2 separate regions of the Homo sapiens genome follow, and region 1 is linked to region 2. A link is a loop called in an ENCODE intact Hi-C map of the cell type or tissue named here. Cell type or tissue: endothelial cell of umbilical vein. All regions are shown on one strand. Links, peaks and the distances in the headings refer to the core of each region. The heading gives the core; the rest is flanking DNA.

Region 1 (14,534 bases), core at 6,331-8,830, 690 kb after region 2:
TTTTCATTAATCCATTCACATTAGTGGAGACCTGGGGATAAAGAAGACACGCTGTCTCTCTGGCCTCGAGGTGCACGATGCAGAACTTGGGTGGGCAGACTGCATCACACCGTGGAGGAATGCAAGGTTGGAGATGGCCCAGACACTAAGGGAGTGCCTCACTCTTAACGACATGACTTCTGAAGGCAGTGAGAGTGAGTACTGTCTTTGTTGGACCAACTGCTGCTTGTGTCTGCACTGCGGCAGCCCTCGCCGGAGCTTGTTTTGGTATGATGATTTCCTTCTTAACTGTGAAATAAAATGTGCTATATTTATAGAGGGTACACCTACAGACAGGGTGGATATTTTTATGCCAAGAGAAAGCTCAAAAGGAGGGCTGGGAAAGGGAGGATGATTGATATAGAGAAAAATGTTGCAATGATCAAGATGAGAAATAATTAGGGTCTGCCAGCCAAAACCAGTTTCTACTACATCAGAGTAATTGTCTCTTCCAAGACATAGCATATGACATGAAAATGCACCAACAGAAAATAAGCTGCTTCTCTTGAGAATAATGTCGTGAGAGTCACTGAAAGTTCACGCAAATCTCAGAGATTGCCCATAAAAGCTTAGTTTCACACTTCGTCCCATGGGGAAACTACAGCCTGTGCCGCATGAAAAACGAGTTTTATGAGAGTACTTCTGATTTTTAAGAAGGCTATTTGGCTTCCTAACAGGGCAGCTTCCTAAGAGCACCAGCAGTGTCGCTTTTACATATTGCATGTACCAGGCAGGCCTCATAACCATCAGGGCTGCATTTCAATCTGGTAAAACGTTATGCGGGTGACAAACTTTGACATAAGCGATTGGGAGAAACTGCAAGGGCAAGAATTTCCCACTCAAAGAGATCGTTTTAAGAATGAGATCTAAAAATCAGTCAGAATTTTACACTCCAGGCATGACAACAAAGACCGAGGGAGAGGTAGACAGCGTGGCTGTCACTGCTCCCAGTGCCATTCATGTCCTACATGCTTATCTACTAAGCTTCTCTTAGACATGGGCATTGTGGCCAGTTTCAGAGGGCCAAGGTCTCAGTGGGAGTGCCCAGTGACCCTGGCAATGCTTTTCCTGTCATTTCTATTTCTTTCGCAGGATCTCGCCTGGTCATGAGAGGACACTCTGTGACCGACTAGCCTGGGTTCCATGTTGGTTTCTTCATGGACTCGCTTGGTGACTCAGGCAAGACATTCAATTCCATTTGCCATTTTCTTCTCTTGCTACAGAGCCCACTTCAGAGGATTCAATGAGTGAATACGACAACGGTGCTTGGATCAGTGCCTGCCATACTGTCAGCACTAGTCGTTACTATTTTCACTGGTTGAACAGACACGTGAGTTCACACATGACACCATCTATTGGGATGAGTCACGTTGCTTGCTCAACAACTTTAAGGCCTAGGATCAGTGACAGAACTCCAGGAGCAGCGGGGTTAACACGGGTGACCAATTTCTCCTGCCCACTGTCACTCACATGGCCCATGCCTGCTCCTGCAGATGCCGTTCCCCGGTCCTCACCGCAACTCCCTGTGGGGTTGACTGCCGCTTGCTTCTCCCGCTCCCATCCCCCTCTCCAGATTCCTCCGCCCCTGCATGGGCCGCCTCACGGGGGTTTCTCACCATCCACTCTGAACAAGGCGTGGAGTTGCTTGCTCCAGCCTGGCTGGTCGGCTCCCCAGCTGCCCTGCCCCAGCCTATCTAGGTGACAAAGGCATGATGTCACTTCCTCTGAAGACTGGATTCTTCTTTAATTTGGACACAGTGGACTTCAAAAGTGGCACTCAGATTTCCCTGTTGCTGTGACTTATAAGCATTAACTCTGGCAGTGAGAGGTTGCCTCCTGGAAAGAGAGAGCATGGTACCCAAGTCAAACTGCCAACATTTAAACCCTGTTTGTGGGATCTTGGGGACTTACTCCTTCAAGCTCCAGTTACCCCACTTGAAAAATGACAACCACAACAGTAGCTCACTGTGGCAAGGATACAACTAATACATGGAGAAGGCTTTTCACGGTGCCTGACAGAGAGCAGTAGCTCAGTCTAGACCCTGGGCAGATTGGTCACACCAAGAATGAAAGGGACGATATTTTTCTTCCCCAGAATAGAGGTGTGTGGGCTCTTTCCTCCACTCTTGTCCTTTGTTCATTCAACTTCAGGGCCTCTCTGGATACATGTATTGTTATGTATTGCTACACTGGAAATCCTGCATTCACAAGTTGCAAACTTCTCTGCATGTTCATAAAATGTCTTGTGGAACAGAACGATGCCACATAAACACCACATAGTGATAAGCAAGAGGTTTTTACGTGGTTTGGTAATAAGACTAAGTGTTATTAGACCTCTATTCAGGGCTGAAAAACAGGAACAGTCATGGCCTAATAAATCACACCTATCAGTTCCCAAACAAGCGGCAACAGAAATAAGGGAGGACCCCGCACCCTGCTGTGAATGGAAATGCGATGAATGACGTATTTACCAGTAGGACTCCAAAACCATCAGGTGCTTCCATTAGGTTCTGCCTGAACTACGGGTGGCCAGTTTGGATAGTAGTTTCCATTGTAATAAATGTGGACAGACTAGGTATTTTGGGGACTCTAGACAGCAGTAGCTCGACGGCACCAACATGGAGGTACAAACATCTGCAGCATCAGCTGTGCCATCCCCCTTCTCCTCCCCATGCTTCCGAGACAGATGATTAAATGGACACAGGCTTCTATTTGGGTCCCTTCCTAGTGTGGTGATCCCATGCAGGAACCAAGGGGTTGCTTCTGGCCTGTTTTCCAGAATCACATCCAGGACGGGGCAGGCCAGGAAGATGTCCCACCTGCCACTCGTAATGTGCAGTAGGAAGTAGGCTTTGTGTAAAACAAAAATAGAAACACGGCAACAAAAGACACTATCTCTCTGTCCTTCTGCCATTTCTTCCCTTCTAGGGTTAGGAAATGGTATTTCTACCAAGGGCTGACTTTCTGTGCAAAGTAAAGGGAGGCTGGTTTGAATTTCTGTGTCGTATTTTCCTAGCCCCTCCACCATCAAGCCCTGCCTCCCTAACTACATTTATTTTATTTTGAGATGGAATCTCGCTCTGTTGCTCTGTCGCCCAGGCTAGAGTGCAGTGGCACGATACTGGCTCACTGCAACCTCTGCATCCTGGGTTCAAGTGAATCTCCTGCCTCAGCCTCCTGAGTGGCTGGTATTACAGGCGCACACTGCCACACCCGGTTAATTTTTTTTTTTTTTTTTTTTTTTGTATTTTTAGTAGAGACTGGGTTTCACCATGTTGGTCAGGCTGGTCTCGAACTCCTGACCTCATGATCCACCCACCTCAGCCTCCCAAAGTGCTGGGATTACAGGCGTGAGCCACCATGCCTGGCCCCTAACTGCATTTAGAAAGCCCCCATAAGCTCATTTCCTGGGGTCTTGGAGGAGGTACTGGTCCTGCTGTGCCTCTCCCTCCAGCCCCAACTTGCTCACTGCCCCTGGCTCCGGCTCTGCTACCTGTGTTCTGGCCATGTCCCATCCCTTTCATGTATGAATTCCACATCTGCTTTAAGTTCCAAGTGGGCTGGGACCCTGTTTGATGAGTCTCTCCTACACAAGTCCCAAGTATGCCATCAGTACATACTTTCTGATAGATTTTAAAACACTCAAGCTTGACCTATATACAATGTTATCACTGTGTCATAGAATAATAATATTTCAAGGCTGGAAAGAACCTCAGATTTCCTGTGCCAACCTCCCCTCTTACAGAGGACAAGACCAAGGGCCTGGGGAGGGGGTGACCTGTCCCAGGTCACATACTCAGCAAAGGTCCAAGCAAGGGTGGAAGTCCGGCCCCCAGGTCACTGGCAACCCCTCCAAGGTCCTGCTAGTGGCTGCCCAGGTCAAATAAATGGGAAACCAGCATTTGCAAGCCAGGTGACAGAGCCCTCCTGAGTCACAGATGCTGCTCGGGAGGCTGCTTAAAACTCATTCTCAGGCATACACCAGCGCACGCATCCAGTACTCTGTGATTGTGTCCACCCAAACAAGCTGCTTATCTACTTTTCTGAACATGAGGTTCGAATAGGGAGTGCTTTTGAAAACTCCAGAGTAGTTAGCAATGCTTCCTGGATGATTTTGACTGGGTTCATGTACCCCCAGCCACAGTACGTATATGTAGATGCAGTTTCATGAATAGAGGAAGAATACCAGGTTTAAATGTGTCTCTTAAACCGTCATTGTAACGAGAAGTTACAAGTTGGGTCCTGAGGGAAATAAAAAGGAGAGATTTTCCAATTCTAAGTTCTCAAACCACTGAATAACTTCGCTGTTCCTCCTCAACTGGTTTGGAGTTTGATTTGAGACCAGCACTAAATACAAATGGCTCATTTTTCAAATCAATCTTGATCTAGAGACATACAGGTCAACCTTGGGAAAGCAAGGTCAGTGCTGTGTGCCAACGGGGTTGTGACATCTGTAAGGAGATGATCACAATCTTTAGCCAACCTCCCATTTGTCAGCTCAAGTCTATTAACTGTTTCTTCCCTTGCTTTGTTTTGCTCTATAAGGAGAATACCACTTTTCATCTCAGAACAAACCAACGATATGTCATCCACAGATGTCCTAATGGGATAATCCATGTGTCACAGACAATAAGGAAAGTACTTTCCAGTTAGCTAAATAAGGATTAATGAACAGATACTCAGCAAACCTTCGGGGGAGACACAGACAACCTCTGCAATGGGTAGTGTCATCAATGTCCAAGAAGCCTGCACAGTATGCATTTGTAAATGGCCATTTCAAACTGCTTCAGGGGCAAAATTTTCAAGTTTGTGCATCCAAGAGAAATGTTTTCTATGTCTATATTTTTCTAAAAAGTGAAGGTTTAGAAAAACATGCTTCGAATGTTAATTATATGATGATCCCAATCTTTTGGGGTGGGTTCTAGAATTAGAAGCGTGTGAAGGGTATATGGTTCAAGTGGGCAGAACTTTTTCTGCCTCAGCCGACTGTCACACGAGAACTGTCAAGGATGGAAGGTGGGGAGACACACATGTCAAGGATGGAAGGCTGGGAGAAAGTGGTGGTACTATCTGTGGCATGTGCTCCGTTCAGCGGGGCTCACTTCAGAAAATGCAGCTGAAACACTTCTGAGGTGCTAAAGCAAATTGTTATAATGTCACTGCCTATGGTGCTGTTGAGGCTTTATAGCCACAGAGCGCCCATAGTCTCTGGAAGTCATTCTGCATTCTCACATAAACTCGTCCCCGCCAGCAAGCTCCATTCTCCACAGAAAAAGGCCTTTCAATAATGAACAGCCGTCTGTTCCACAGAGCACAGGAAAAACATGATAAACCAAGTCACACAGCCTTGGCTGTAAACATATTCTTACACAAGATTTCTCCAACTCCATATAAAGAAAAAAACAAGCTATTAACCACTTGCAGAACAACAACAAAAAATGCATTGGGTTTCCTGCAATTAAGCTGCAATGTTTTACAGTGCAATTTTATTTATAACTGAAAAAGAGTAAATAAGTAAATATATAAAACGTCGAACAGACCCCTCCCGCCAAAGGCTTTTTCTGCAAATTAACTTAGCAGTAATAAAACCTGTGCCAGCTGGAATCCTTCCCCTGTGCTCTGTGGCAAGGGCAGCCCACGCGGGTATACGGCTGAGAAAAAACACAGTAGGGCATTTTCTACCTTCAGCCAGGGGATGTTAACTCAACTTTGGCAAGTGTTTAAAGATTTCTCTCTCCACATGTTCAAGAAAGAATTAAAAACAGTTGAACTGGGGAAAATGAACATCTGTTACTTACTTACACTCACAACCACAATGAAAAACATTCACAATTAAAGCGATTTTGCTTCCCTGCTAGTTGCAGCTGTAATCTTGGGTTAAAAATATAAATGCGGAGGCTCCTTATTGTCTTTGGGGCTTTCTTCTTCAGGCTGCTTGTAAAAAAGGTAGTTTACTTGGGTTCGATTTTTTTTTTCCCATTGGAATAACAATATCAGGAAACAGGTCTGCATAAAAAGATAGGGGATGGCAACAAAAAGTACCTACGCAACGGAGCCTTGTTTTATGAAGCTATGAACCAGTAGTCAATAAGTGTTTTATATTTGGGAGTTAAATACACTTTACAGCTGTGTAAAAAACCAGAGCCATTTTGGGCCAAACATAAACATTCCAGCGTCTACAAAGTTTACTTATATTAAGCGACGGGGTAGGTTTCTATCAACTGGGAGGGATTTGTGCGTTATGCATGACAGCACTGAAAAGCTTCCACATCAAGTCATTTCCCGTCCAACATGCAGAAATTTCATCAAGAAAATCAAATCTATTTCCGACAAGGTCTTCATACTTCCACCCAGGCTAATGAAATAACCTCCTAACTGATATGCCAGGATCTAGTCTCTTGGCCCTCCAATCCATCCTCTTTCTGGCTGCCACATTCAACCTTCCTCCAAATAGCTGCAATCCATATCGCTCTTCTTTGATTGCATTAGTTACTTTGCTTATTAAAAGTGGCTCCACTGCCAACTCTATTAAACACAAATTCCTTAGCGTGGCATTTAAGGTCCTTATATCTATGCATATGCTTCCCGAACCCAACACACCAGTTCACTGGTGTGGAATGGGTCCCCAACCATCCCCTGGCTGGCTGTCTAGGTTTTTCTGGCTTGAAATACACAACACTCAGCCCACCCTCTACCCTTTCCTGCACTCATTCTTGAAAACCTCTCAAATGCTACTTTCCCCCGGTCATTGTTAACTGAATTGTTGCCAGTAGATGTGCCTACTACCCCTTTTAACCATGATAGCGGTTCACTGAAGGCACTGAGGTTGAGTCTCCTAGGAGCTTTATTTACACCTTGTCTTCCTCTGTGACTTCACTGCCATCTCTCTGAGCGTGGCTCATCTTTGCATCCCCTCCAGCACTCAGTGCTGGGTCTTCGAGGAACAGCCATTAGAGCCAGTTGCCTGTCTCTCTTCTAGAGAGTTGGTGGAACATTTCCTGACTCCACTCTGATATGCTGCTGAGAAGGTAGACTGAGACACTCTGATGCAATTATTATATGGACTAAAAACATCAGACTTCCACCAGGATCATGTATAATTCAGTCAAACAGATTTGCCAGGCGTGGGTTCTAATTGGAATGGCAATCATAAGCAGTCTTTCTCCTTGGTCAGGCCAAGAAGGAATTAATTTGTAACTCATTAACATTTATTTGGAGGAATCTTAAACCATGGTGGGAATGAGTTCATCTCCAGCTGGGCGCAGGGCCTTGCTGCTGAAGGTCCAAGGTCACTGCCCAGGAAGGCTGGCTCAGCCTTGGAATGTGTCCATGGGCTCGTGCCAGCCCTGGCCCTGATCCCACACCACAGAACCCATGTGGCTGAAGGAGCTGAGGCTGGGAAAATCCCCAGGGAGGGGGCAGAAGACTGTTACGTCCTTAGCAGAACATGAGGCTTTTTCTGAGGTTCTGGAAAATAAGTCTGGACAGTTTTCTTTCAAAGTGGTATGGTTCAGCACACCTCTGCCCTCCTTTGCCACCCCCTCAGGAACAAAAACCAGAAGTGCAGAGGGAGCTGTCATGTTATTCCTGGCCCAACGAGAGCAGGAAGTGCCATAAATCTCTCAAGACAGCCTAGGCTCATGGGATTTCCAGAACCAATCTGTCGATTTATGAGAATCAGATCATTCAGACAGACATCCGAACCTTAGATCCTTATGAAAAAACATTAACATACAGGACATTCCTGTCACTTAGGAAAACATTATTCTTTCAAAGTTCCTCCCATAGAACACATCTAACATCTAGGAGAAAAGAGCAAAGAAGCATGGCCTGAATCAGGCCAACCACTGAACCTTTAATCGAGATCCTTATCTGGGGAAATCGCTAGCAGCCTGCTGGACAATGATCAATGAGGGCTGGCTTGGCGTGGCACTGCCTTGGGCCCTGGGTGGGAAGGCTGGTCAATAGCCTTTGGGATCATCAAGCCTGGCCCCAGAAAACAGAAAACAAAGCAGTGGCTTGCAAACACTACCTACAGATGATGTTGGACCGGCAGTGCTGGAGCGCCGGGAGCTGCAGAAAAGACCCGAGGTCCAGGCTCTATCCCTTGGAATTTGACTTGCTAGATTTGGGGTAGGTCCCAGAGAGCCGTATTTTGAAGGTCACTGGGAAAAGCTTGGGAACTATTGAAATACCATATATTGTGACAGAGGCGGTCAGTGATTTAAGACCATGTCTTGATTCTAAAAGATAGTCCTTGACTGTAGGCTGCCCCTGAAAACCTGCTTGTCTCCCATCCGTGCAAGAAATGGCCCAGCCTCCACTCGGCTGCCTGGGAGTCTTTCTCTCTCGCTTTCTCTTCCAGCCTCATCCAACTCCCATCGGCTCTACTCCAAAACATTCCGAGTTCATCCGCACTTCCCTGCTCTGTGATCCTCGTCCCAGCCTTACATCACTTTCCTCTTTCCTCGGCACAGCTGGAATAGAGTCCCTCTTTTAGCCATTTTTACAGCCCCAATCCCAGCAGTCATTGGTCAGTCAGAATAACCTTTTAAAAATGTGAAGCAAACCATGACATTCCCCTGTTTAAAACCCTCCCTTAACTTCCCCTCAACGTAGCAAAAAGTGCCAACTCCTGTCATCTGGGCATGTTTCCCCCACCCCACCCACCAGACCTAGCTAGCCTCACACTCCTGTTTTTTCTCTTCATCTAAGAGGTACTCATCCTTAAAGCTCAGACTGGGCATCATTGCTTCCAAGAGGTCTCCTGACTCTTCATCCAAGTCTGGGCTAGGCAGGTGCCTGCCCTGCATGGGCTCTGAGCTCGTCCCTATCAGAGAACTGTCCACCCCATGTGAATCTTACCATCTGTCTCCCCACTAGTCTCTGGGATACTGGGGTTATGTCTTTTATCTCTGTACATTCATTAGGTACACAGTAAGCACTCAGATGTTTGTTCAGTATATTAACCAGACCTATCCTAGTTATACCTGGAAAACTAGTAATTATCCTAGGAGCTAAAATGAATGTTATGGAAGGACACACAAAGGAATCACATTTCCTATATTTCCAGTCATTCCTAAGTCCTCAGAGGCAGCAGAGGAGAGCACTCAGGAGTCTGCTTTGCAGCAAGGCAGCCCTGGGTTAAGATCCAGGCACCAAAACTTCCTAGCAGTGTGGCCTGGGGCATGTTACCTAATGTCTCTTACCTTCTGGTCTACATTTGCATAGAAAATGGGTGTGTGAATGACCTGGTTAGCCAAGTGCCCAGTACATCCTGGGTGTCCCCGCATGGTAACTCACAGCGTTGTTCTTACTCCTTTAGGGGGCTAACCCTCTAATGCCTCTGGCCAAGGTGGGGTGGAAGGGACAGAGGGTCTCTCTTCAACCTGCTTCCAGAACTGTTTTATCTAATACAGCATAATTCCTGATTTGTTTTCCTCTTTAGGTAATCTTGATTTTTGGTATTTCTGAAAAGTCAACTCTACTGGACTCTAGAATAGCTTTGGTCATCTGTTTCCACCTTGACTCTTGGGAGAGCATCTGATAGGACCTCGAGGGGCATACCATCCCTTTCTGCCCTTCTCCCTCCAGAGTGCACGTTTCCATTTTCCAGTCCCATTAACACCACCGTTATCACAACTGCTAGGATTTTGCTAAGTACTTAAAGCAGAAAGAGGCCTGGATTAGAATTCTGAATCCTTTTAATCTCTCTCTAGGTAAGTTTTGCCAGCCTAGTTTCTTAAAATGTCAAGTATTAAACTGCTTTTATCTCACTAATTAATAATTAGCTTTGGCAAGCAAGAAAGTAAAAGGCATGGCTGGATCTTTCTCAAAAATAAGATCCCGGATAGCAGACTAGGTATAAAACGCAAGGTGATGGCAAGATCATTTGGATTCAAATAAAGCAGAAATCATGAGCTGAGTGTCCTTCCTCAGAGGATGGAACTGGGCGGGAGAGTTTCCATTACTCTCCCTGGAGAGAGGTCTGTGCACTGGTGGGTTTCCACAATGAGCGCTCTATACTTGAATGCCCTTAAAGACTAGAGGCAGTCTTTTCTATTGCTGCTTTGTAGCTTGGAAATCCCAGCTAGAGATGACTTTATGGGGTTGTATGGTCTAGACAAGAGGGTTACTCTTTGGTGAAATTGCTCCTTGGGGAGGTTACTGTGAAAAATTCCCATACAACTAATTAGCATTCAGAAGGGCAGGCTACCGAGAGGGCGCTAGACTTTGGCAGAGGCCGCTGCTGGAAAGCCAGCATCCCCAGCTTTATCACCGACCACGTTTATTTTCTTCCGTCAAAGCAAGGACAGGAAAGGGGAACGAGAGAGCTAGCGAAAAACACAACTCGAGGTAATGGTGGAGAACAAAAAATGAAGCCTGCCCATGGCTCCGAATGAGAGGTCAAGCCTTCTCTGAGAAATATGGAAATACCAAACTTTTTTTTGTTGTATATTTTCTACATAAAACATTTTCAGCTTTCTCAGCAGCTTCAGATCTTTGGAAGCGAACATGGAAAGGTATAACGGTCTGAACGGGGTATGGGGTAAAATGCTCCCCCAAATGTCAGCAAGTCATAGTTTTAAAACCCAGAGGAACTCACAACTATTTTCACCTCAGGTTTTACAGGGCCAATAGAGGTAGGTGGTTGTATGTGTTCCTTCAATATGGGGAAGAAATAACTTTCACCTACCCTAGGACTGAGCCAAGAGAAAACACCTGTCTAGAAAGCCTTGGGTTCTGGTCAGCTGACAAGTGGCCTCTGTGCAGGGATGTCAGCCTGTGCTCCCGAGTCTCATATCCAAATGCAAAACCCATTCTGGCAAGTCAGCATCTTCTCCAAGAAGCCCTTGGAGACCAGCCCTGCGCAGTGGCTTTCCTTGCCATACGTGCTCTCAGATGATCTCACACTTACACAGACGTGGTTTTTTCACGTCTACGTTATTTGTGGGGATGCAGTTTCTTCTTCCTGTTGAGTTCATCAGGGTGTGGCACCTTCTCCACCTGCATTTCACCCTGATGGCCCTATGATTGTCTTGCACACTAAGTGCTTCACACCTAAGATGGAATAACTTAAGTATGCAAAGGGGGACCATCTACAAAAGAAGCCATATTTTAAAAAAGCATTTTTCTTCCTCTCTGTGGTTATGCTCCAGACATGGACTCTGTATGCATTCTGTTGATGCCGAGTCTGCAAGTGTTCCAGGGTCTGCAGGCCCAGAGGGAATTATATAGCTATGGCTCGATGGGGTCTCAGGAGTGAACTACGAACATGATGCAGTGTGATTATGGAAACACACTTGCTGTTTTGTAGTGGCTGGAATGTGACTGAGAGGAATAAGCACTACAGTGGGAATCAAGAAGCTTGGACTGTGGTACTGTTTTATGCAATTTAGCTACATGTCCTTGACTCTACACTTATGAAGAGATGAGCCTAGATCACTTGTAGCCTTCCAAATTTTTTGACCATGATCCATTGAAAAATATATTTTACATTACAACTCAGAAAACATCTAACACACACACACACACCCCATTTCCCCAGGTAATACTTATCCTTATGGAGTGTGAAACACTCTATTTTCTGTTTTTTTCTTGTCTTTCTAAAATGCTGGTTATATCTTACCAATTAATTTCATGACCCATCAATGAGATGTGACTTCAGTTTGAAAAAAGTATCCAAGATGATCTCTGCATAAATTTCTGGTTCCCAAATTCCATATATGTAAAGATCTGATGCTATTTCATGCCATAGTGTTTTTCCTTCTTTGTTTTCTTTAATCGGGAGGAGTTCGGGGCAGTAACGCATTTTGTAAATTTAGGAGTGTTAAGGAATGACAACTTCCATAATGAAGCCATTGCCTCACCTGCCATTCTCCCAAGAATTCTCATCTAAGTGGTGGAATAGGGAATGGAGTCACTCTCTGGCCTCTTTGACTATCATTTTAAAAGAGAGCAGTAGGTGGAAACAGCCCCCTTCCGTTCATGTCACTAGAATCCCTGTTCTTACCAGGCAACAACTACTGAAATGGTTTGCAGCTTCCCCATTTTTAAGACATACATTATTATTTTTGTTGATCTGTTTTCCATTCTTTTGAATATTCTGAGGACATTTGTACCGAACACAAAAGATGAACAGGAAGATCAACAACATGTTACAGCAATGCTGCTACTCTGTCAATGCATAGATGGAGGCCAGAGATCTTAACACAGAACTCTCAGGAGTCTCTGAAACCTGTAATTCTTTTATTTCCAAAACATATGCAGTAAGACACGCATTTTAGTTGTTTTCTCATAACCATGATATTTTCACACTGACCTTGAGGGTAAGGCCAATCTTTGAGAATGTGATTTGTCCTATGTGTATGTTCCATTTCTTCATATCAAGCATCCTCTCTTTTCTGAGAGTCAAGGGACCACATTACCTGTTGTTTGACATTTAGCTAGCTTCAAGGGCATGGTTCATGGCGCCAGGATGAAGCTAAGTCAACTGGCCCACATGAGAATTAAACCCATGACCTCAGACTTATTAACACCATGCTCCTATCACCTGAGCTCCAGTTTGCAAGCATCATGAACAGAGAGGGAAATGACTTCTTATAAGACAACAATGAACAGGTATGCAGAACTGATACGCTTTAGTATCTTCTCTAAGATACTTAATGAGTTAGTATCATTTAGTATCTAACTTCATCATGGTGAATTTTAGGGAGACTTTCAACACAATAATGGTCTAAAACTTGGTGGAATATTAGAAAGTAACCATTTAAAAGGGTGGGGCCTGCTCAAGATATAGGGTCATGATCACGCCTCAAAAACACCATCCTACATTTAGTATCTTAGAAAAGATACTAAAAGTACATTTATTTAATATCTTAGAAAATATACTTGAATGAGAGGAACCAATGAAAAAATATTAATTTGGCATCTAAGTAACAATATGGTTTATTAGGTTAATAAATTCAGACCACTCAGAACACTACAGACAAGAACCTGCGAACACTCTGAAGGAGCCACAAATTGCCATCTTCTGGAAGATAACAAAAGAGGCAAAATGTACTGAGAACACATCCATTCACTTTTCAGTCCTGCCATCTTTCCAAAATATACTATTATATAATAGAAAACACACAGTAAATACAAATTCTAGGAGGCTGTTAGATGCTATTTTTAAGAGGCACAGCTACCACGAAGATGGAGCTACTTTCAAGTTTATATATAGCATAATTCATTTTCCAGTTTACCCTCCTTGCTTGACAGAATTAAAATGACAATGTTCATCAGTGTGCCACATTTATAGCTTTAGCTAAAGGTCTCCCACATGGCAAAGGACAAGCTTTCTAGTCCTGGCAAAACTTCCATTTTTGACGATGCCAAGAAACACATATTTGTTGGAAAGCAAAAAAGGGAAGGAAAAAAAATCCTTTTTGGAATATTTATTACTTATTCATTTTAGAAAACAGAGCCCTATAGATTACTTACAAATGTGTTAACTAGCTGGGCACAGTGGCTCATGCCTGTAATCCCAGCACTTTGGGAGGGTGAGGTGGGCGGATCACGAGGTCAGGAGTTTGAGACCAGTCTGGCCAACATGGTGAAACCGTGTCTCTACTAAAAACACAAAAATTAGCCAGGCGCGGTGGCGGGTGCCTGTAATCCCAGCTACTCGGGAGGCTGAGGCAGGAGAATTGCTTGAACCCGAGAGACAGAGGTTGCAGTGAGCCGAGATCATGCCACCGCACTCCAGCCTGGGTAACAGCAAGACTCCATCTCGGGGGATGGTGGGGAAAGGTTAACTAGATTTTACTAAACTTTGCTTTGTTTTGAGACAGGGTCTTGCTCTGTTGCCCAGGCTGAAGTGCAGTGGTGCAATCTAGGCTCACTGCAGCCTCAATCTCCCAGGCTCAGGTGATCCTCCTGCCTCAGCCTCCTGAGTAGCTAGGACCACAGGCACATGCCACTGCACCTGGCTAATTTAAAAACAGTTATTTGCAGAGACAGGGTCCCCCTGTGTTACCGTGGCTGGTCCTGAACTCCTGGGCTCAAGTGCCTCAGGCCTCACCTGCCTTGGCCTCCCAAATTGTTGGGATTATAGGCGTGAGCCACTGTGCCTGGCCTGAACTTTTAATTTACTATTTACTTGGCAAGTACTGCGTATTAGTTACCAAAGGTTTATTTATGTTTCTGTAATGCATATTTATTATACAGTTATTCCAGAAATGGTCTCATTTTTCTTTGATTTAAAGAAAAAGCCAATTTTTATATTTGCAGTTACTTCATAATTTTATGGTTTTAGTTTCCAAAAGGGGCCTATTCATCTCCCGGGGAGGGGGCATGGGGAACCCTTCCAGATTAAGGTGCATGGCCCACAGGTGGTGGCAGTAGCCCATCTAGCCCTTCAGAACCAACTCCAGTCAAGATCCCCTTGGTAGCTCACTCACAACTAAGTTGTGACATTTTAATTGCATGCTTTTAAATATTAACCATTTGTC
Region 2 (14,534 bases), core at 10,010-12,509:
TAAACCAAACGGGATGTTGGGCTTGAGCTCCTTCTGGCTTTTAAAAAGAGTGTGTAAGCTCATGTATGGCAGCCCCTCTCTGGCCCAGGACTGCCTTCCAACTCCCACCAGGGCTTGCTGAGTGGGAAACGCAGCGAGACACTGCCGGTGAGCTGGCCGGCTGCAGGCGGGCCGGCTGCTGCTGGTTCAAATGAGAGGATACTAACGCAGCAGAAGCTCAAGTTAAACGCCTCCTTGGCCCTCTCAGTTGGTCTCCTAGCCCCCAGCATCCCTGACCGACCCCCAAGGCTCCCATGCTCTCTAGACTTTAACACTGGAGTGTTAGGTTTCTCAATAAAATATTCCATTTATTGAGCGCCTCGGCTTTCCTGAGATTCCCCACCCCAAGAGATGAAGAAAGCGATTCAGTTGTAGTGTGGGTCGGCTTCCAAGCACTTTTCCTCCCTCGTGCTCATTTGCCTTCTTTCTTTTTTGCCATTCTTCCCAGCTACTAAATTTCTCCCTCTCCCTCAGGGTAACTTTGACCTAAATCTTCAGTGCCTGCTTGCCTCAACCAGGCCTTATGCAGCGGTTACACAGTCACCTCCAGAGCCCATGTTTTATTTAGGAGGAAATATTGCCCATTTCTACCCGGGTAATAACCTGCCAGCCCTATGGGGCCAAAGTAAACACCAGGCCCATGGATTAAGGCCTTCGGCAAGGATTAGGCTGCAGTTCACTAGGTACTCCTTCTGAGTAGGCCCTTGTAAGCAGTGAGAAATAAACTATTATGAAAAACAAGTTCCTAATGAAAAGATACCAGGTCCTGAGATCGAAACTGCTAGTAAACAATTTATATCTGGAGGGCACTCTCAATGCTTTCAAGACTCTGAATTATCCAGCGGTGGAGTTGGGCTGCAGTCCCACAGAGGAAAAATAAAGGCTGCTTTTACATATCTGGCTTTAGCAAAAAAAGAAAAAAAAATCAGAGCTTCTCATATCCATGCATTTATGCATAGTTAGAAAATTTTTCCACAAGCAATGATGTTCTTTTCCCATTCATCTTTAAGAATGTCAACATTTTCAGGGATATTTGATGTGTCTGTTTTGAATCTATCAGGTGCAATCTATTACTAAACAACATACTTTTAAAGTTTTCTAAATCCAACCATTAAGATGGCCCTTCCCCTGTTAGGGAAGTGTTGGGGCCTTTTCACACACCCTTTGAATTGCAATATTCTTAGATTTGTTCATAATAAACAGCCTCTGGCCTTAGAACTGGAGGCGGCTCTGGCATTGTAGGGAGGGCTCCCGCTGCAGAGAGCAGCTCACTGGGTGGGCGCTCATTTCTTGCCTTGTTGCTTTGCTCCGTCATAGTTTGGGAGCCAGCCTTCAACAAAGACTAGTAACTATGATAGGCAAAATTTACGCAACAAACAGGCAGTGCCTACTTTCTCTGGGATTCACCCCACTCACCACGCACTGTATATTTGGGAAAAGAAAAAGATGTGGGAAACTAATGGAAAAATAGTAGAAAAAATTAAATATAGGAGAAAGAGGGAATTTGAATCGATCCTTCAAAATGTAATGGAATTTTTTCATTTAAAATGTGTTTGATGACAACCCCAATGGAGTGATTGCTCCGTCAAAATTTATCCTCGGTTCCAGCTTTTTAAAAAAGTATTAGTATTTACCAATACATTTTTGCATATTTGCAAAATATCTTCTACAAAAGATCTAATTTTCATATGTAAGAAATTGCTGCGAAATTGCAGCTGGGTTTATAACAGCGTACTCCAAGTATGCAACACAGAGACTTGTCTGGCACTCTCAAAAATCACATGCGACTTCTCCGAATTGGCCTTTTTCGGAACAAAGGTTTTCTCCAAGCTGCCGGGCAGACATAGAGATGCACCTAGTAGGAAACCAGTGACCTCCAGGACTTCTGCCCCTGGGAATAAGCTCGCCTTAGCGGCCGCAGACTTCTACCACCCCATTGTTTAGAATGGAAACTTTGTTTTCCTCAACCCGCGATCACCTTTTTTTTTTTTTTTGCCCTCCCACAACCCCCTATCGCAGCACAGCTGGAACACTTTCGCCTAGATGCCTCTCATCCCTAGCCCATTCTATTCTGTGTATTTCTACAAAATCGAAAGATTCGCCTTGAGTGAAATGCTGGCGCAAGGAGCTAAAATCCTCAACTTTTCTACTTAGGCCTCCCCCTGCTTTCCAACCTTAGGGAGCAATGGGGTGGGGGCTCCCTACCGCGTCACCCCACAAACCCAGCCACGTTCCCGAGAGCCCTGCTTAGACATCGGCCACCTCCCCACTCCCGCCCCACCAGACTGAAATTGCTAAACTTGTGGCCTCTTACCTTGACACATTTCCGAAATCACTGCCAAGGGACAGCTGGCTTCTCCGCGCGGCGACGCTCGCGAGGCCTAGCGAATGCGCGTTGCTTTAAATTACCATACCAATCACTTCTTGAGGGTGAGTCCCCTTTTTCTGTTATGAAGGGGAGCGGGACAAGTGAAATAATGTACCGTGCTGCTCTTAGTATCAGAAGCGAACAAAGGCCAAGAATCATGCTGGGGTTCCCGGCTCCCCGGCGGCTTTGACATTGATCGGAAGTGCGCCATCTCGTGGCGGCTGCGCGCCTAGGTTGGGCCGGAGTTCCAGCCCCGAGCCGAGAGACGGAAACCAGCTCCGGGCAGAGAGAGAAGGAGAGAGGAGAGGATGTGCCCAGCCCGCTGCTATTGAGATCTCATTTTTACATCTAAGAAATCGCTGCAAAACCCCAGCCGGGTTTATAGCGGCGCATTCCAAATATGCAAATTGGCCGGCCCCGGACGGGTTTACGACCACATTGTCACAGCCATCGGAGGATGGGCTTTTATAGGGCTCAGAAATCAAACCCGCGCCCGCCCGCCGCCCGCCCGCGAGCAGTCCTCCTGGCTAGACTCTCTCTAGCAACTTGAGAGACTTTGGTTAATCTTTAACCATCCCAAAGGAAGTCTTTCCCTAAACCCAGGCTTCCCAGCCCGCCCCCTCCCTGCCCCCCAGGAGGGCCCTTGTTCATGTCTGCGTGTCTGCCTATCAACCTAGACATTCATCTCTAGATCTGTCCCACTACCCTTTCAGCTCGATTTCCCCAGTCGCGCCAGTTAGACAAACACACAAACAAATAAACAGAGTGGGGTCTGGGGCCTCTCTCCAAATGCGACCCTATCTGCTGCTCTGGCCCTGCCTGGGTGGCTGAAGAGAGGGTGGGGTGGGCAACAAAGGGCTCTGTCCTTTCAGCCCTTCTCCTCAAGGTTATGGGTGATGTCCAATTTTAAGGCAGAAGTTCAAAGGCAGCAAACAAAGAGGAAATCGGCATCCTTTTTTTTTCCCCCAAAGGGAAAAAGCAGCCTCAGCTGGGAGCTGGGGAGAAAGCACCCTTAGAGGCTCCTGGGAGTCTGCTCTGCCTTGGAACCCAGACCAGGCTCCCTCTTGTTGAAGCCTCCACGGGCCCCCGGACGGTCCCACTGCAGGCCTACCTGTCCTGAGGTGAGCGAGGGCAGCCTGGGGTCTGACCTGTTGGCCACCTCAGGCCCCAAGGCCCTCTCCAGGGCTGAGATCAGTCTGAGGGGATAAAGTCCTATATTCCAGGCCCTGAGATACCACCCAGGTCCCCACTTCCCACAAGGACGTAGCCAACCACCTTGGTTTCCTAAGCCTGGCTTCTGTTGTAGCCAATTCCTGACTCAGTCACCTTCTCACCCCCTCAGGGGCCTGATAACTTGCTCCTCAACTAGGTAAGGCATTTTTTGGGGGGGTGGGGGGAGGGGGGCAGACATTTGGTAGTAAAAGGCGATCAGGGAGAGGAATGTCACACCAGGATACTCAAATTTCCACCGTCTTTATTTTCCTTGTGCCCAGTTGCCTGTATAAGTGCTGCAACACACACGGTGGGTAAGAACCAGAATTGAGGACAGGCCAACACTCCCAGTACAAATGGAGCCAACAGACATTTCTTAACACAGGGAGGCAAAGGAGATTCAATGGGAGGGTGCCTGGCTTTCCCAGATGAGATCCCCAGGCCGGCCAGGCCGACTGCCTCTGAGCATTTCCCTAACTCTTTCCAAATGTTGCAAGAGATTAAAAAGACCATTCTCAATACCTTTTCCACCCCCTCCAACACCCTAAAGGAAATCAACTAATGGCAAAAGAAAAAAGAAAAAGAGAAAGAAAGAAAAGAAAATTGATTATGGTTCCTTTATTTACAAGTTTTTTGAACACCATCCCTGTATGAAGCATACATTCAAATATTCTTAGCAGTGAGCGAGTTTAACCACGGAACACTGTAAACAGATAGGGCCTTTAAATATTTTCATCATCTCTTTTCCCCTCTACATTGCATCTTTTAAAATTCGCTTTGGTTCCTTCAGGGAAATATATATATATATAATATAATATTTATCTTTTAAAATAATTCCACCTCACTCTCAGGCTCTTGGAAGGTCACCAGAAGCTTCCAAGCTCAGTTCAAGAGCCAATGAGGGCTGAGTGTGGTGCTGGAACCCGGTGTTTTGGGGGACTCAAGGCCCTCATAGCCAAAGCTGGGGACCTGCTGGCCAGGCCCACTGCTCTGCAGCCAGACACTGAGCAAATCCAAGTTTCATTACGTGTGGTGGAGAGTTTGCCAAACTGCCACACTCCACAGCCATTTCCTGCAGAGATCTCAGGGGCCAGTGGCCTGGCTGCAGCCTCTTGGCTTTTCCACATCTCCCACCTCAGGGAACAGTCCACTCTGTGTCGAGGCTTTGGGCCTGAGTGGCAGGCTGGAACCAAGACCCTCATTTGGTAGAAAGAAAAGCCAGGTGGGCTGTAGGAGGCGGTGGCTAGGAACTCAGGGCTGGATCAGTGTGGTGGGTGGCTAGGAGGAGTGGAAAGACACTGATGCCACCTGGAATCATAGATTTCTTTTCCCACAAGGATTTGCAGCCCTCTTCCACCTCAAAGCTACCTCCAAGTCCAGCCGCTGTTCACATTGGCTTTGGAAAGCAGCCTCATTCTGGGCACCTAGTAATCCTACCCCTTCCTCCTGCCCCTGTCCCCAAGCTGAACTGGGCTTGGAGAGCACACAGCTTTTTTACTCAGGGGTCCTGGGGGTGGGTAGGCTCCCAGTAGAGGGAGGGTGTGGTGGGGTTAGTCTCCAGGGGGTCTGGCAGGGGCCCAATCCCCAGTGGAGACCACACCCAGCCCGCAGCTCTGCAGGCTCCAAGAGTGAACCACCAGGGGTCCCAAACCTGTCATTCTAGCTGATGCACAGCTCTCAGAATCCAATGATTATTAGGAATCTTAACCACTGAGATCTTAATCAAGAGAGTCCCAGACCACCTCCTGTGGGGCTATCTCCATGCATCCCTCTCTTGCACACCTCTTTTCAAAAGTCACCATGTGGCTTGACTTTGTCAAGGGCAAAATCTGCATATTATCTCATGTGTATGAAGCCCCCCACCCAATTCCAGCCGCTGGAGTCTTAGAGGAGTGGATTTGCTGAGTAGTACTGTAAACGGTCTCTGTTAATTTTTTTTTCCTTCATTCTCCTGTTCTGAAACCAGATTTTGACTTGACGATCAGTGAGGTTGAGCATGCGGGACAGTTGCAGGCGCTTCTCTTTGTTAATGTAGACGCTGAAGAAGAACTCCCGTTCCAGCTCTCGGATCTGGTACTTGGTATAGGGGCAGCGCTTTTTGCGGGTGCGTTGGCCACCTGTGGAGGGAGAAAAGGCATGGGGTGAGCCAGGTGTGGGGGCTGCAATCCACCCCAGAGCCCATAGCTGAGGAGAAGGGCTGCCATGGGGACTGGTGGTCCAGCCCAAGCCCCGTCAAAGTCTGCCCAGGCCCCTGCCTTTAACGCTCCGACTGCATGCTTGGAACGGCCGCAGTTGGAGGCTCAGCCACAGATAAAAGCCAGCTCCCTAAATAGGCCCCCGGGGAAGCTGCTCCCGCTGCCCCCAGAACAGAAAGGAGAGCTTCGCACAGCAACAGGCGAGTTTGCGCTGCCTAAGCCTCTTTGAAAGCAGCCAAGTGGGGGTTGCCGGCTGCCTCTCGCAGGCCAGACTAAACAAACAGCCGCCTGCGGACATTTCACCTTCCAGCACCTGGGCTGCCCCTTCCCAAGGCAGTAAAGGCGGCTCCAGTCCCAGTCTTTCCCGGCTGCGGCCAAGACTGGGCAGTCCTTAACATCTGGGGCGGCTGCCGGGTCTTTGTCAGCCTGAGTCCTGGCCACCAGCTTCTGCCTCCCCGGCCAGCCTTCCGGCTCCGCCGAGGTGGGGAGGTGGCGGCGGAAGCCCCCTACCCTAGGCCTTCGCTGAGCACCACGGCCACACGGCCATCCTGCACACGGCAGAGCAGCGGCTCTATCTTAGGTAGGGTGAAGGGAAAGGGGGCTTCCCGAAGCTGCGGGCAGGCTCTACTTGCTCCCCCTTTAAAAAAAAAAAAAAAAAAAAAAAAAAGACCCACAAGACAAAAAAAAAATCGCTTTTGACAGATTGAATAACAATTGTGAATAACATGCAGTTGGGCAGAAGGAGGCACGTAATTGCCACCACGCCAGAGGAAAATGGCTTCCTTTGGACAAAAAGGCCAACTTTGGGTTAATTTGTTCTTTTAATATATTGCTAGAGCTAAGCGGGCTACTTTATCTGTTAAACGCGCTCCTAGCGCCGTCGTTAAACAGCGACGCCTTTGAATCCCGGCCGGGACTGGAGTCCCGGCGCAACACATGGCTTTTATAAAAATCTCCGGATTACCTCGCTATCAAAAGCTCCCGAAGCCCTTGCAGGGGGAATTTACAGGCGCCCACCTCCGGCTCCCCAGCCTGGAGCTGGCCCCGAGCGGGGTCGAGCTGCTGGGCTTGGGAGCTGAGAAGGGAAAAAAGGGAAAAGGGGAGTTGTTTTTTTTTGCAGGCATGCCTTGGCCGGTGGGTATTTCACGGCCAATTTCAGCACTCGCCACGTGATCCCGCCTTTTATAACAAAGTTTTGTTGGGGGAAACCTAAAGGCCCTTCATAAACCTTATATGCTTATAAAACAGCATATAAAAATTTAACAGCGGTGCTGCGCTAGATTTCCAACTCCCCTTTCATAAAGCGCAGGGCGCTGCCTTTATACGTACTGGAGCCGCCGGCCTTGTCCTCAGTGTGGCCGGAAGACGACTCGGGGCTGCTGCTGCTCTCGGGGCGCCGCCGCCGCTCTTTCTCCTCTGCTGCCGCCGCCGTCTCCCGGCAGCCGCCGCCGCCGCCGCTGTCCGAACTTGAAGTTGCCGGCGCGCCCGTTGCAGCCGCCGCCGCCGCCGCGGAGGTCGCCGTGGCCGCCGGGGGCCCCTTCTCGGCGCTCTTGTCCCCGGGGTAGTCGGAGGAGGCGAGGTTTTCCGGGGTGCCGTAGGCTGTCTCGAAAAACTGGTCGAAAGCCTGTGGCAGGACGCCGTTCCTGCCCACGGTGCTATAGAAATTGGACGAGACTGCGGGGGTGGGGTGGTGGTAGACGTTGGCCGAGCTCTTGGCCAGCACGTCGCCAGGCACGCCGGCCGCGCTGGGCGCCTGCAGGCAGTCTCTGTGCACGAGCTCCTCCGCGGAGTAGCAGTGGGCCAGATTGCCGCGGGGGTGCCATTTAGTGGCGGGCTCAATGGCGTACTCTCTGAAGGTCACTTCGCGCACGGGTTGGACCTGGGGCAGGTTGGAGGAGTAGGAGTATGTCATTGGGCGCGAAGACGGGGTCTGGGGCAGAAAAGAAGGGAGGCTGGAGAAATCTGGACCCGAGACGTAGTAAGTACAACTTGGCAAATACATGTTAGAGGAGCAGGGACCACGCTCATCAAAATCCATTATTGGGCTACCTTGGGCTCTCCGCAGTAGCCGAGCTTAACATGATTCTCCACTGCAGCTGCCTCTTTGAAGCGGATCCGTGAAGTAGAAATTTGGAGACGTAAGCTGACGTGGAAATCTATCCCCATCCTTAGCAGGGAGGTGCTGGTCATGTGACCCGATGTTGAAATTGACAAGCTGCTAGCTAGTCCGGGCCTTTTCCCCCCCCCTTTCCTTTTTTTTTTTTCCTCCTCTCCCCTCCCTCCCGGCTTCCTTTCTTTGTAGCCACCTCAGGGGAAGCAACAGATCGTCACTCGGTGTTCTCACCGAAAGCACGTAATCGCCGGTGTAACTCATGTTGGCTGGGGGGCCTCCCGGCGCGCGCGGAGAGGCTGGGGTGCGCCCCCATGCAGCATGCTTGTGCTCAATTGCAGGGTCCTCGTTCTCGAGTGTGCAGAGGGCGGTGAGAGCTCAACTCTCGTCCCCACCTCCCACCCGCAGCTCCCCGGGTGGGTGAGGGATGCCCTGGACTGGGGATAGCCAGGTGGGAGTCCGTCGCTGTGTGGCCTGTGGTCTCGGAGTCTGTTCTCCTGGAGTCTCGCATTTGCACCCCCTTCTTCGCAGTCCCCCTCCCATAGACTTGCTCTGGGAAGCGCCTCTGCCTCCGACCCTAGCCGGAACCCCTTCGGGGCCAGAGTTTGAAGCCGTGGATGTGCCTGCCTGGTGGCTTGTCCGATTTGCACGGTGACTTGATTACACTCTCTCATTCATGGTCACTTCCGAAGCGCTTTAGTGCCTTCCGTCCCTAAACCGCCAACAGCCAGAACGGCTTCTCCCCGCGGTTTGTCACTGATCCGCAGGGCCCGGAAGGGCCTTCGTCTTACCCGGGATCCACCTCTCCCCTCATCTTCCCTGCCTACCTCTTCATCCCACCTTCTGTCCTTGGAGAAACTCCCTCCTCCTCGCTGCCTGCCGGGCTTCGGAGTGACTCGGCAGAGACAGAGGCACAGGGGCTGCCCTGCTGCTCACCGGTCCACCCATCTGCCTGGTCTTCTGGAGCTGAGGACTCGGGAAACCATGCAATTGAGGCAAGCCTTGGGCTGCTTTAGAGGCGCTGACATCCGAGGAGACTTCTCCTGGGTATGCTGCATCTTCGTGGGGGGCCCATCAGGCTGCTTACAGAGCTCCAGGGGTGTGGGGAGAATGGAGGTGGAAAGGACGGGCTGAGGGCCAAGGAGAGGTGGCTGAGAAAGGGGTAACCCACCTACTCTCCTACTCTCCTTCCTTGCAATGTGTGAGAGTGAAAGCAAGGGATGTGCAGGGCAAAAACTCAGAGAGCTCTGTGCCTTTCCTACTGCTCATTCCACAGGAGGAATACAATACCAGAGAAAGGAGAGGTGCTTCCCGAACTCCCTGCACCTGGGGAAACAGGGATGTCTTTAAAAAGCTAGGTTTGTGCTAAGGATAGAGAGAGGCCATAGCAATACTCTGAGTCTAGCTTTCTTGAGAAGAGGAAAAAAAATAAATTAAGAAGGCAAAATATGCTCCCCATCCTGCAGGATTGAAGGAGCAATGTTTGGAGGAAGCGAAAGAAAGGAGAGGACACAGAGCACAGAGCAGCCAGGCAGAGCCAGGAGCTGAGAAGGGCCCAGACCTGAGGCCTCCCAACAACTCTCTTCTTGGAAGGATCTGGGATGTTGCTGAAGGAAAATAAAAAAATATGTAAAAAGATAACCTTTTGTTTTTCCCTCTCCAGGAAATAGCCAAAGTTATTTACATATCTTGGGGAGATTTAGAGTATAAACTCTAAGATCTTTGGTATTTAAGTGTCAACATCGATTTATTTATTTATTGCTGAGCTGACTGTAACTGACTCAATAACAAATCTAATCGTGTATTGCACTGGAAAAGAAATATTCTTATTATGTATTTTCTCCAAATAATGGCCTACCATTGCATTTGAATACCTGCTGTAAATATCAATAATATGAAGTAATTACTCTGTAGTCGAGTAAACTAATTTATTAGCATTAATGTTTATGTGGCTCTCCACCTCCCCCCACCACCACCTTTACAAGGATTGCTTATCACAAATCAAGCTACTTGGACACATTGGTTTAATGAACTCTTTATTCAAGATTTGCTACAAGAATTTTCATGTCCTTTGAATCCCTGAGAACTGAACTTGAAATTATTTGTGCATCTTCAGCTTGACATATTTGTCCACTGTGGCTTGTCCAGAGGGCAGCAGTGCTGTGAGTGAGAAGGTCCAGTGGGAAGGAAGGTTATTGGAGAAGAGTAGCCTCAGACCTCCTAAAGCTGGGAAGCACATTTACAGAATTGCCCTGCAGCGAAAAAACTTCTATTTCCAGCAGTGACCAACAAGGCAAAATGTTTGTTTCTCCACAGCATCTCTTTTTTAGAGACAGAATATAAAAGACAGAAGGAGAGGTTTCAAACAGCGGTATTCGAGCTGTTCCCTGGCTTGATTTTGGCTATCCCAAGCTCTCTCTCTGCAGCCCACCCAGTCCACGCCACCCCTACCTTCGAACAAAAGGAATGCATGAAGGGTTTCAGTGACTTTGCCATAACAAAGGCGCCACCATTGCGGGGCTCGCCCCGCCCCTGGGTGAAGGCAAACAAATTCTTGCACTTGTATTAGGGCTTTTAAGACCATAATTGAACCCGGGGGCGTCTAGGAAAACCGAAAACAGTTCTAGACAGACCTGCGGTTTTATAGCAGTTTTGGCAGTCAACTTCAGCTTGTGCCTGAGCAGACGGGGTTGTGGTGGCCCGCCAGCGGGGGATGCCAGGCCACCTCCCCCAGCGGCACGCAGCCCCTCTCTTAATTAGATCGGTTTTCCCCTGGTGTCCGGGAGAGCGGTCCCGGCAGAAAGGTCGGTATGGGGGTGTGCGCTGTTCCGCATAACCACTGCCTCCCATGTCCTCCTCGAGGGCCGAACCGAGAGGGTGCTGGCAGGGCTGGATCCCACGGGTGTCCGCAGGAGACAAAGGCGAATTCCGGAGAAAAGGCTGGGGCTGAGAAAGGCGCTCCGGGAGCGGCTGGCAGGGCAATTCGGCAGGCTGCACCGAAGCCGAGTGCCCGGAGGGACTTGCCGCCCGGAAGGGGGTGTGTGGGGGCGCTGCCGTGAAGATGGATGAGGGAAAAGGTTTTTGATATCAGCAGAAGGGAAAACGCCTGGAGTGGCCGAACACTTTTAGTTGCCCAGCAGGAATAGGAGACGGGTACTCAGCTCCCCAAGGCTGCGCAATATCCCAGCTTTGCCCGCTCCTGCCCTCGTGTTCGGAATATGCTGGCGGTGTGAATGTGAAGGTTTCTCCAGGCAGGCGGCTGGGGCGAGGGGTGGGCGCAGCTCTGAGGATCAGACCAAATCTAGGGGAAAAAGGGGAGGCAGACCTTCGGGTCCTTGGTTTTGACTTTGCTCTGAGCCTATGATTGACTCTTCCGCTTTGCAGGAGGTCCAACAGCCGAGCTTAGCCCACCGGGCTCTGGGAAAGACCCGACTGAGGCTAAAGCCGCCCCGGAAGGCCAAGTCCGAGTTCCATTTCTTGAAGAGGCCGGCGCGCGTAAGGCTGTGACATTGGCCCTGGCGACTGGCTTCCCAGGAGCTGTTCTTTCTCAGGAGCTCCACAGCGCGGGCCATCTCCAGAAAACTGTCTTCAGAGTGTATTTCCTTTTATCGTCAACCCAGAGCCCCACCGCGGCTAATGCAAGAGGCCAAAAAATGTTTGGAGGAAGAAAAACAAAGGCAGGAAGTGGCGGCGGCCTGACGGTGCGTGTGTGTCTGCAGAGAAGGGAGGGAGCCGGCTCAGTCTCTTCTTGTTTTTCCAAACTTCAAGGTCCAGGCAGCCCTCTGCAGGGCCGGGCCCCATTGCTCCCCGCGCGGCATTGGAGGTGGCCGCCCGGAGAGGAGAAGGCCAACGCCTGCGCCAGGCTTGTCAGGCGGAAACGGCTAACAAGGAGATTTGGTCAGCAAAACAGACCCAGCCTTTCCGAGGCTTCGTCTGACTTGGCCCGAAAGGTTGGGGAGGGGGGGCTTGCGCAGAGCCTCAGGGACCCTCCTCTCTGGGGACTACCATCCCTGAGCCTTACGCTTCTTTCCACAGCCTTTGCAGGCGGAATATCGGAATAAAGTGGGTCCAGGCGCCTCTGCCGCCTCCGCTTCTTCTTGCAGCCTGAATGGTCCGGGAGGCAGCGGGAGGGCGCCGGCGGGCAGTGCCCAGGCGGGGTCGCCTCGAGGCCGTCGGTGAGCACCGGGCAATGCGAGGCCTTGTTACCGAGGTTGTTGTGCTGGGGGCGTTTCCAGCACAGTCATTCAAGGGACGTGAGCTGCAAGGATCGTCACTTGACAGGCGGCTTAACACCCTCTCACTCCAAGGGAGGATACAGCTGGGTGGCCGGGAGCACCTCCACACTCCAGGCTTCCCAGCTCCAACTGGCAAAGCTGCTGGGCCACCCTCTTCTCTCCCTGGGGCTGGCTTGGGAGGCAGCAGCTGCTCCTTGTCCCAGAAATCTGAGAATTCGAAGTCCCCAGTACTTGCACATGCAGCCCTTTAAATGCCCAGCATTTGTCCACAGTCTCAATGTCAATGCCAAGCTGCCCCAGTCACCACTGTCCTTCTCAAGGGGGTCCTGTCCCTCTACAGTTCCTGATCCTGCTCCTGTCCCCCCTACAGTTCCTGTCTCCTGCCCTGCCTCCTTCCAGCCATTCTCACCTGCTGGGACCTCCTGTCTCTTCCCTACCTCTTTTGATGCCTCTGCTAGACTGAGCAACAGCTGAGGTGCCACTGGAGGGCATCCAATACTCAGGCGCAGAGAAGAGGGGCTGTTAGGTCCCTGACTCTCCCCCAACTTCGGGCTTCCACCAGAGCCTGAACTGAGTCTCCCACCTCCTTCTTAGGAATACTCCACCTCAAGGCCCCACCAAGTCTGGCTTATCTCCCTTCCTCTCCCCTCCCTTCTCTACCCTCCTTTCTTCCCCAACACTTCCTCCTTCTCTTCTGCGGACCCAGCTGCTGCTTTTCTAGGCTGGGCAACCCAGATGGGATAGGCCTGGGAGGGGTCAGGACCCACTTGACAGACTGAATCTCACTCCCAGATGGCTACAGTTAAGTTTCTCTCTTGGTGGATTGCTTAGGGCACCATCATTATTTTGCCTCCTCCTGCTTGCCTAATCCCTTACTTTCCTCTGTCCACAAATGTCACACTGTTTCTAGAAAGCTACACAGAAGAGTATTTCAACCCTGGTGACCATACTGCACACAGGTGCAAGAACTGGCCCGGAGGCCCCGGGTAGAAATGGCAACAGAGCTCTTCTCCATTACAGGAATATCTCCTTCCAAATCAAAGGGTTCCTGTGGGCACATCTGTCTTATGTGGTGAGCTAGGGGAGATGGGTTGTCTGGGAAGGCCCAGGAGATCTCCACGTATTTGTTCTCAGGGCATGGCTTATTGCCAGATCATAGACAATCCATCACATTTTCCAGGCGCTGCCCAGAGGCAGCACTGAAGCTTCAATTAAAAAATCAAGAGATCACCTCTATCACTACCAGGTGGAGGCAGGGGTTAATTTGTCCCTTTGTTGAGACACCTCACCCTCCCCGAAGGTCCCCAACACTTCCTAAAAGCTCAGAAACAGGTAATGCCCTGAAGTGGACCTCATAATTCTGCTTGGTCTGACTGGCAGTTTCAGTCATCCTTCAAAGCCCCTAAATATCTGAAAAGGCCCATACCCTTCCCCTGGCCACTGCAGAGTGGGGCACAGGGCTCAGCTGAGGGTCTCAAGTACCTAAGCAATCTAGTTATCATTTACTTTAGTGGATCCCAAACTGAAGGGAGAAGAGAAGATTACTTCCTTTAATAACTATTTTTATTTTTATTGTTGCCAATTATTAGACTTCTTTTTCCTATAGCATGGGAACAAATGGGGTGGGGGAGACTTTGAAGGGCGAAGCCCTAGTTCTCAGTGTCTGCCTTCCATTCCCCATGCAGCTTTGGCCCAAACAGGTTTCCCAGCAGAGTGTGTCTGAGATAAAGAAGACAAAAGGGGGTGGCCCAACCCGAAGGTTGGCTCTGGTCCTTGGGTCTCGGTCTCTACAGCCGTAGCTCACAGGAAGCCCCCACGCCACAAAGCTCCAACTGCTTCCTAGGGCAGCTCCATTTCCACTCAGTGCTCATGTTGGCTCACATTCCAGGCTTGAGAAGAGCCATCACCCCATCCAGCCCTCCTCCCCTACACACCCTTCCAGGCAGTTCTGCGATGGGACCCATTCACAGATCATTGTTTCTGCTATATATGCCCCCACAGCCCAGCCCAGCCCATCCACGCAGCCCTAGGGGTACAATCCAGATTTTTGGCTTCCGCGAAAAGAAATCCTTTGCATGTCCTCTTTGGTTCACCTGGAGAGATAGGCTCAGCGGCAGATCACGCTTAAGCTAACGTTTACCGCAGGGCCTGATGCTCTGATCTGCTGGAGGCAGGCTATAGGCAGGGGGTAAGGGGCTCTCTCCCTCGCAGAGCGCAGTGAAGGATTCTTGGGGGCTGGGAGTCAGGAGTTTTTACCTTGGAAGAGTGCGCCTCACATCTGTGTGGATTTTAGGCAGGAGAAGAGCATCAAGGGTCTCACCAAAGGCTTGCCACTCACTGAGGGAGAGGCCTGGATTCTGGGACCCCAGGAGAGT

What was found. Peaks named below come from ENCODE experiments on the same cell type or tissue, not always from the same donor. Only the 100,000 strongest peaks of a DNase experiment are listed, where the experiment ranks them.
Region 1: a loop joins it to region 2, with 5 times the contacts of the local background. A loop is called at or near these places in 1 of 110 quality-filtered maps.

The regions. Positions count from the first base shown.
Region 1 is chr7:27,866,816-27,881,349 of GRCh38, forward strand. All of the region lies in intron 3 of JAZF1 (JAZF zinc finger 1), which reads right to left. Among named protein-coding and RNA genes, the nearest start is that of TAX1BP1-AS1, 130 kb to the left of the region's middle. RefSeq lists an enhancer at 884-2,083. In endothelial cell of umbilical vein, for the core only: no CTCF peak of the experiment used is centred there; a DNase peak (open chromatin) is centred at 7,386; H3K27ac peaks cover 2,274 bases.
Region 2 is chr7:27,177,293-27,191,826 of GRCh38, forward strand. HOXA11-AS (HOXA11 antisense RNA) reads left to right here and starts at 8,116. Exons shown (of 2, transcript NR_002795.2): 1 at 8,116-8,971; 2 at 11,309-12,001. HOXA10-HOXA9 (HOXA10-HOXA9 readthrough) reads right to left here and starts at 2,947. Exons shown (of 3, transcript NM_001433944.1): 1 at 2,354-2,947. The coding sequence starts at 2,363. HOXA11 (homeobox A11) reads right to left here and starts at 7,940. Exons shown (of 2, transcript NM_005523.6): 1 at 7,144-7,940; 2 at 3,865-5,736. The coding sequence starts at 7,852. The coding sequence ends at 5,504. It also overlaps a transcript of HOXA10 not described here. RefSeq lists enhancers at 1,847-2,449, 2,450-3,051, 5,539-6,421, 6,422-7,303, 8,186-9,067. In endothelial cell of umbilical vein, for the core only: no CTCF peak of the experiment used is centred there; DNase peaks (open chromatin) are centred at 10,399, 11,549 and 12,119; H3K4me3 peaks cover 2,347 bases; H3K27ac peaks cover 2,500 bases.